Regions from separate parts of the Homo sapiens genome. Here region 2 is linked to region 1. A link is an interaction called in ENCODE POLR2A ChIA-PET data of the cell type or tissue named here. Cell type or tissue: Panc1. All regions are shown on one strand. Each heading gives the region's core, and the rest is flanking DNA. Links, peaks and the distances in the headings are about the cores only.

Region 1 (4,402 bases), core at 73-4,072:
TCAGGAGAAAGCCAGCACACACACTCAGGCTATGTGGTTCCTCCTACGTGCAATTAGCAAGTTTCACAGGCCTGTCATTCAACTTGCTAACTGACGCTGATCTTCTAAGAGATACCTTAATGGAATGTTTTCTCATTCTATAGCTGAAAAGCAAGAATGAGTGATTTTACTCTTCCCAGACAACAGTTAATATGCTGTATCATCACAAAATCCATCAATTTATTTTTTCTTCATTCATTCATTCACATACTCATGCTTGTCAAGTAACTCATTTATGCCATGCACAATGCTAAAGACTTTCATACATTTAATCTCATTTAAACATATTTTATTCCCATTTACTGTCAAGAAATTGAGGCTCAAAGAACTTAATTTACTTTTTCTAAGTCACAACTAATAAATGAGAACAAATTGTGAACCAAGGACTTTGAACCACCAAGCCCAGTACAAATGCTCCAAGTGAAAATAAATACAGTGACAGGTTGCTATGGAAGCAGAATAGTGGGGTAGGTTAAAGAGGAAGGGGGAAAATGCAGGGAGGTCAGAGAAGAATTTATAGAGTGTCATGTGAAATAAGATTTGAAGGATGGATAGAGTTATATCAATGGTTTCCTATTTATCCAAAATGGGAAGGCAATTTACATTGGTCAGTAGGGGGGGCATAGAAATAGAAGAATGTAGAATAGATTGAGTTCTGAGAACAATGAAAAATATGATGTGTTCAGAGTCAGGACAATGTAGCAAGATGAAGGGCTGCATGTGTGAGGTGGGTTCAGATAATGAAGGAGCCTGAAAACCACACAAAGAGCTTGGCGTATACAATGTCAGCACAGAGCATTATGTAATGCTTCTGAGCATAGGCAGTTGAGGTTAGATGGTGCTTAAGATGATTTCCTAGCACCAGTTTAAAGCTGGAGAAAGGAAGATATTGGGGGTAGAGATTCCTGAGCTTAGAATGCTGTATAAAGATTTCAGGCTGCAAGTAAAGAAATCCGGACCTTGAGTGAGGGGTGGGAAGAAAAGGAGGTGCACAAAGGAGATTTGCCACAGGAGTGCTGTCCTTCTCATCTGAAAATAATCTTGTCTGTCATAATGATCAAGGCCGGTCTAGCTAGGAAAGATAGCCAAACTGTAGGGATATGTAGCAAATGGGTTAGAACAACTCCCTGGCCGGTTTCAACACCTGTAAAATGGAACCAAGGATGCCTTCCTCCCCACACAGCACACTTTGAGGAACTGCTGTTGTTTTTCGCAGTGCCTCTGTGTATTGTAGCCAGCTCCTTCTTGACACACACATCAATAACTCTGTTCCCCAGCAGTGCTCAGAGAGCTCCTCTGGTGCTTTTTTTCTTCTGCATCCCCAACCTCACTTGCCCTCATCTCACTAGTCCCCAGATTCCTAGACTTATCTCCTAACTCACTGTTCTCCCTGCAGCTTCTTTCAGCACACCCAGACACGGGAGAGCAGTGGTATGTGTCCTTGGTTGGCTCTAATAGTACAACCTCAGCCCAAGCAAAGAAGTAAATTAGAACTGACACCATCCACTTAGAGTTTTAGATATTTGTTTCTGTACTCTCTCAGAGCATTTACTGGTTAGGATCAAATAAAATATATTCTTTTTTGTCTTATCTACAGGCTTTCTTCAAAAGGTCTTTTAAATCCTTGGGAACAACCATTCATTAATTTTCTCACATCTCCGTGGTAAAGGAGAGGCATGGTAACTATTAGCAACCCCATTTTACAGAGAAGGACCCTAAAGCAGGAAGAGGTTTAGTGACTTGCCCAGAGCCAGTCTGTCAATCATTCCCCAGGGAAATCAATACCAGCATTTCTGTGGCCCTCAAGAAGTTTCCTTGCTTTTCATGGGACCACAGAGGAGGGATTTAATTTAAAACTGAGACTTAAACTCTGGTGTCCTCTCATGTACTTAATTTCCTATTCTTGAGGTCAATGATTTTCAAACTGTTGCCTGAGGAAGTTCAAGTGTTCACAATGGTGCTTCAGGGTTTGGAGCAAGTAACAAAATATTTTTCACTGAACAGTGAATATTTAAACTATCAAGGTACCCATTCTTTACTTTTACCTCCTTTATATATTGAAATTCTGAATAAGATTTTTTTTTTTTTTTTTTTTACAATTTGAAAACCACTGCATCAGGTCATGCTATTGTCCAAAATGGGCTAGGGTACAATAGTTATAAATCAGCTCTTCAGTAATGTCACATACACAAGAATCAGAAGAACTAAAAGATCTGAAGCTAATTGTATAACAAAGAATAATTTCTCATCAAGAGAAGTGGAGCCCATTATACTCTTGAAATAATTTGAGATTGAAGCTTTTTTTTAACTATCTAGCCTCATCTTGCATTGACTGAAAAAGGAGTTTTAATTCATAGTATGTATTAATATTTTGTCTAGGAGGTAGATACTTTTGATTTCATATTATATTCTATCACAAAAAATAACACTATATTCAACTAACAGTCTCAGCTTGGATTGGACTGAAGGCCTTCAAATCCTCTCTTAACATCTAAAGATTGCAGGAATGCTTTGGTGGGTATTTACTAGAGGTTTTGGTCAGTTCTCAGATTCTGAGACCCCTTTCAAATAAGTAGCTTTGCTATCAGCTCATGGCAGTAGCAAGCATGCTCAGAAAATCTCCTAGACATATAGACAAAGTCTACATTTTCTGTTCTGCGTAGAAATCACCCTGTCAAGCATTCTTCAAAATGTGCCTTCTCTTTCTGGTGTGACCCAGTTAAACTAGCTAATGCATTCCCACACAGCCTTCAAGCCCCAGCTCAAGTGTCTCCTGGCACCAAAGCCTTCTGCATTGTCTATCTTTTGTTTGCTGCACCATATTTGACTCTGCATTCTTCCCTACTCTGCTCTGTGGCCTAGGAAGCTGACCCATATTGACTTCATCGATGGGATCCCTTTTCCTTTGCCTTCTGCCTGGCTTTGGCCAGTGAGAACACTGGCAGAAAATCAGAAGACAAGGGGAGAGTGAGGCAGGGTTTTATCTCTTTAGCGGCATCCCTGGGGTTGCCATCCATCGTCTGTGTACTGAAGATCATAGCTCCTGTTAAACAGTTTTCTCCATCCAGCTCTTTCTGTTCCAGGATCCAGGAATTACTGTCTCCCCTGCTCTTCCCCTTCACTCCTTGAAGCCTGGAGTATAATTTCCAACGTATTGCACAATCTTGTTTCCCTACACTTGCCCACACCTTTGTAAATGGTCACTGTAAAAGCCTTTCCTCTGTTGCCTAATTTGAGTGTGCCATGTGTTTTTTGTCAGGACTCTAACTGGGACACTTTCCCGTACCTCCATTTCTGAATCAGAGTGAATCTCTGGTTCCACTGTACTTCCACAACTTGCGTATGAGTGACACATATCACGTTACAATGATCTGTTTATAAGTCTATCTCCCTTCCCAGAGTTCGAGGATATTCTTGAATCCTTGCAATGTCTGGCACATTGTAGACTTGAAGTTAAAGTCTGCATAGACATTTTCAGCCACTGCTTACTTTATTGGTCTACAGACATGCTAGCAAGGCTTTGAAAGGGCAGAACTTCCTAATGTTACTACATCCACATGCATACATCATTTCCATTCTCAAGCTTAGAGGAAATAACATGAAGATGTGATGTCTGTATCCCCTATTCCTGACTGTGAGTTCTTCTAGGATACATTTCCCCCCAGTGTTTATCAAGTGCCTGACATTAAGTAAGGCATACATAAATGTTTGTTGAATAAATGAATGGATCTCTTTTTTTATGTAAAACCCAAATAATTAAGAAAGAAACAAAATAAACATGGTATGTTGTTTTATTTTCTTAGTTTTAGCAATTCATATTTTTCTTTATACCTTAATTCTGTGAATGGGAGTAAATGGGCACTGTTGCTTCCCAAATACTCATAAGGATAAAATAAATACAGCAAAGATAGTCAAAGTAGAGATGAATTTTCTATGTAAGATTTGCATAGTTTTATAAAGTCAGTAAACTTTTGATTAGTAATGAGACTCACCCCTACATTTTTTCATAGTTTCTTGGAAACTGGAGGGAATCTTAGAAAGCATCTCATCCAATCTCTCATATGTTAAAAAAATATTTATCATACATCTACTGTGTGCCAGGCACATTTTAAGACATGGGAAATATGCTGCTGAACAACATGCCTTTGTGAAGTTTACTGTTAATAAAAAAGGAAGAAAATAAAGAAGATAAATAAGTAAAATGTGCCGTGGGTTAGTTGGAGATAAGTATTAAGGCAAGAACTAGGAAATGGCAAGAGATTGCTTCTTTTGGATGAGGAATTCCACCGTCATACTCATAACAGAATGACAGCTGGTTCTATCATCCTAATGATGATATTAAAACATTTCCAGTGATGGGGAC
Region 2 (4,402 bases), core at 272-4,271, 360 kb before region 1:
TTGTTTATTCTTGAGTAATAAAAAGCCCTACAGCCATTTTAAGTCGCAAACGTAGTCTTCACTGAATAATTAGAAATGTGTAGGGTCCTATGTAATAACCAAAACTTGTAATTTCATTCGCAGTTGGAGGAATTCTTTGTCCTTACAGAGGGCTGGATGCACAGCAGTACTTTCTCTTGTCTTTCTTCCTTCCTTCTCTCTGGCAAGTTGTTCTATTTGATACTGCCAGTGTTGAAATTCCAGAAGGGACGGTGGCGAAGAGGCCCAGGTTTTACTTGGCTGACACTGCTGTGCAGTGGCATTGGAGGTTTAAATCTGTTCTTTCCCTCATGAGCTTTTTGCCGTTTCTTCAGAGACCCTCACTGGAAGCCTCTCTGACCCCACTTCCCTAGAGGAGGGTAATTTGGAACTCATATGGGGCATTTTCCTCTGCCTGGCTGTTCCCTTATCAGCCCCACATGGATCTACCCCGTTGGGCTTACCTTGCCCACCAGATCGTCCTCTTTATCCAGTTTTTCCATAGACTCCAGGCTGGCCCTTGCTTCCCTGGGCCACACTTTTGAATCCCGATAGCCACACTGGTGTAGCCCATGTCAATCTATTTCACTGCCTGCTACCTCAGATTGACAGCAGAGCATTTTTCCTTTAGATTTCTCAGGTGTATGCCAGACACCAGTCCACTGTGCCCCCCGAAATCCAGGTAGCACATATCGGGGCATACATTTGGCCCTATTGTCTAAGCTTGAGCTGAGAGGAAGATATCTCCTTCCCTGTCTACTCACAGCACACTGAAGGCTGTCTCTAAAGAATGGCTTTCCTTACAAATCCTCTTTTAGTTTTCAAAATCTTGGCCATTTTATATCTTTGGTGGGGGTGAGGGTTTTCAAGAGTCCAATAACCACTTTTCACCCATTCATTTTTAAATTCTGGGCGTGAAATTCACCCTTTATGGTATCTTAGTATCTGACTTGGTGAAACTTCCACTTTAAATTCCTGCTACCAAAGTAAATATTTACAAAATGGTTATATTAAGAGACTTGAATGTGTTATCTTTCACTGATAGACATTATTGACTTTTACATATGAATTTAGCATTAATGATCTGTGTAGAGCCCCCTAAGTAACAAATAAATTAATTGTTTTTTATGCTTATAATATAGATCTTATCTTGAACCACTCACAGGCCTAGTGAGTGAAGAAGTGAACGTGTGAATTTTAATTATTCTTCAAAAATCCTCCAGATAGTAAGTGGATTGGATTCTAACATATACATGTATGTGTTTATTTGGAACCAGGAAGGCATTTACTTATAGAGTGCTATAAATAGTTGCTTTGTCCGTATTGTGCTGCAATAACAGAATAAATGAGACTGGGTAACTTACAAAGAACAGAGATTTATTTCTTATTGTTCTGGAGTCTGGGAAGTCCAAGTTTGATGGACTTGCATCTGGTGAGGGCTTTCATAAAGCATCATCACGTGGTGGAAGGCAGAAAGGCAAGAGATAGGGTGAGAGCAAGAGAGGTGCAAACTAGCTTTTATAACAAGTTCCCTCTTGCAATAACTAACCCACTCCTGTATTAATCTATTTATGAGAGGAGAGCCCTCATCAGCTAATCACCTCTTATTAGGCTCCACTTTCTGGCACTATTGTATTGGGAATCAGGTTTTATTGGCAGACACAGTCAAACCATAGCAGTAGTTCACAATAGATTTATAGTTGAATTAAACCACAATCAGATATCTAGGTTAGCTCTAGAGGAACTCCATAATGTCCCTCAAAGCACTAGCCTATGATCTGAATCCCAAGAGCACAAAGGGGACATATGGCCTTGGTGGGAAAAGTGAGGGTTTGTTTTTGTTATTTTTTTTTCTTTTCTGTGAGATGGTTTCACTCTTGTTTCCCAGGCTGGAATGCAGTGGCACAATCTTGGCTCACTGCAACCTCTGCCTCCCGGGTTCAAGTGATCCTTCTGCCTCAGCCTCCCGAGTAGCTGGGATTACAGGCACCCACCACCATGCCTGGCTAATTTTTTGTATTTTTAGTAGAGACAGGGTTTTATCATACTGGCCAGGCTGGCCTCAAACTCCTGGCCTTAGTTGGTCCACCCACCTCGGCCTCCCAAAGTGCTGGAATTACAAGCATGAGCCACCATGCCCGGCTTTGTTTTTTTAATGAGACAGAGTCTCCCTCTGCTGCCCAGACTGGAGTGCAGTGGGGCAATCTCAGCTCACTGCAGCCTCTGCCTCTGGGGTTCAAGTGATCCTTGTGCCTCATCTCCCCTAGTAGTTGAGATTACAGGGTATGCCACCATGCCCGGCTAATTTTTGTATTCTTAGTAAAAATGGGATTTCACCATGTTGGCCAGGCTGGTCTTGAACGCTTGGCCTCAAGTGGTCTGCCAGCCTCCACTTCCTAAAGTGCTGAAATTACAGCTGTGATCCTGGCAGAAGTGAGGGATTTTAAAATCTCTATCTTATACTGAATTGGATAAAATGTTTAAATAGCTATTATAGGCTAGAGGATACAAAGTAGGAGACGTGGGCTGAACGAGTCTAGAGATCTAATGATGAACATGAGGACTAGAGGGTAATACAATTGTATTATATTTGGGATTCATGCTAAATGAGTAGATTAGATTTTAGCCATTCTTGCAACGAAAATTAAAAAAATGTATAGCTATATGAGATGATGGATATATTTGCTTCATATAGTAACCTTTTTACTATTTTTACTGTAGAGCAGACATTTGTTGACCCTGTGTTCTAATATTTCTCTCTGTCCAAAGCCAAGCTTTCTGTTCTGAGTTTCCTACATTCCTAATTCACCTTCCCTTTTCATAACCGCAATTCACATCAATACCACGGATCTAAGCTGTTGATAGTAGAAAGTGTTCTGATTGAATTAATTCACACCAGTGTTTAAATGGCTGGAAAATAGTTCATCCCGGCCAGGGATCCAATATTTTCATCCTTAAAAAGAAGGTTTATTATTTCAAATTAATTTCATGTGTAAAGGTATAAGAGCACCTCACATAGGGCTTGGCATATGTTAAGCTTTCAGTATTATTTGTTGAATGAATGAATGAATGAATGTTGGGCTTTCAGGCAGTATGAAGAATGAAGTAAACTTTTTTTGTGATTTAGAGAAGATATTTTTAAATAGAGGTGGCACTTCCTGAGGTAGATAGCTTTAGCTTTAGAGTTAGCTCCTTAGACTATTTTAACTTCAAAGTTGTAAAGATGAAACCCATAGAGTATTTACAAATTTTTAAATTTTCACAGCTCTATACCTAGAAGTAGAAAAGATAGGCAGTGGAAGATTGGGAAGTTTGGGGATTAGGATAGGGACTATGATGACAAAAGTCAAGTTTGTAAATTGAGGTGATCTGAACTGAAATACAATATGGATAGAGTATAAAAACTGGGTTTTGCCTCAGGTTTCCTTAGCTTTTTGGTCCAATTTATCTGGATCCTTCTATGAAGTCCATATAAAATGTGCTCCCTGATTTCTTCCACAATTATTTTGCTTCTCTAAAAAAACTGTGCCAAAGGCTGGGCCCAATAGGGAAAGAAAAAAAAAAAAAGAAAAGAAAACTGCATTGTGTCTACCAGCAGTGATGATCAATATCTAAAGAGGAGGCTGATGAACTTGTTTGAGCTACATCCTAAATTGAGTCAGGGCTGGTGCTCTTGAACTGTTTTCTCCAGCCTAGGCAATGGGTAATTTGGTCTGCAAAACAATGAGAAAGGCAATATTGAATTATGCATGCTCATAAAGTTCCTGAAATTACCATATAATTAATGCTAGATAAAACTACCCTTTACTACCATAAGGAGCAAGTGGGCACAGGTAAACTGGGGCATTTTCCAAATAAATACTGATATAAAGCACCAGGAGGAAAAATGGTTTGACAAACTCAATGTATGTTTCACATAGAGTAAGGCTGTAGGGTTAAAAATAAAAGACGGGTGGGGGAAGAAATGATCGATATGCAAATAATCTGAGGCTAATTGAACTTCCTAAGGGAGTCGAGTTTGGGAACCTGCTGGTTGTTTAAGAGCAATGAATTCTGAACCTGTACAACTGCACATTGAAGAAGATTATTCATGTACTTAAAGAGGTCATGGTACCTTTTAATGCAGCTGCAGGAATACTGCTATAAACACTGCACAGATAGTAATCTTTGAGCCTCAGATAGGAGCCAGAGTTAGCTTTGCAATGCTGCCTGCAGAAAGAAAGATCTCATTTGTGAAAATAACCACTATGTTTTCATATTGCCAGACATCTGCTCTTGGCTAAGAACAACATGAAAGGGGATTTGTTTTCTGGTAGGGTTCTGTCTTTCTGCAAAAGAAGATCTTCTTTTGAATTAATTGACCATCTCAACAGAATGGCCTACA

Evidence for each region. Peaks named below come from ENCODE experiments on the same cell type or tissue, not always from the same donor. Only the 100,000 strongest peaks of a DNase experiment are listed, where the experiment ranks them.
Region 2: POLR2A ChIA-PET joins it to region 1 with 5 read pairs; 1 of 35 experiments calls an interaction of 5 or more read pairs at or near these places.

The regions. Positions count from the first base shown.
Region 1 is chr1:98,458,861-98,463,262 of GRCh38, forward strand. No RefSeq gene overlaps it. Among named protein-coding and RNA genes, the nearest start is that of SNX7-DT, 200 kb to the right of the region's middle. In Panc1, for the core only: no CTCF peak of the experiment used is centred there; no DNase peak of the experiment used is centred there; H3K27ac peaks cover 518 bases.
Region 2 is chr1:98,094,360-98,098,761 of GRCh38, forward strand. The region is part of intron 1 of LOC124900404 (a long non-coding RNA gene); the gene reads left to right. Among named protein-coding and RNA genes, the nearest start is that of MIR137HG, 47 kb to the left of the region's middle. In Panc1, for the core only: no CTCF peak of the experiment used is centred there; no DNase peak of the experiment used is centred there; H3K27ac peaks cover 2,027 bases.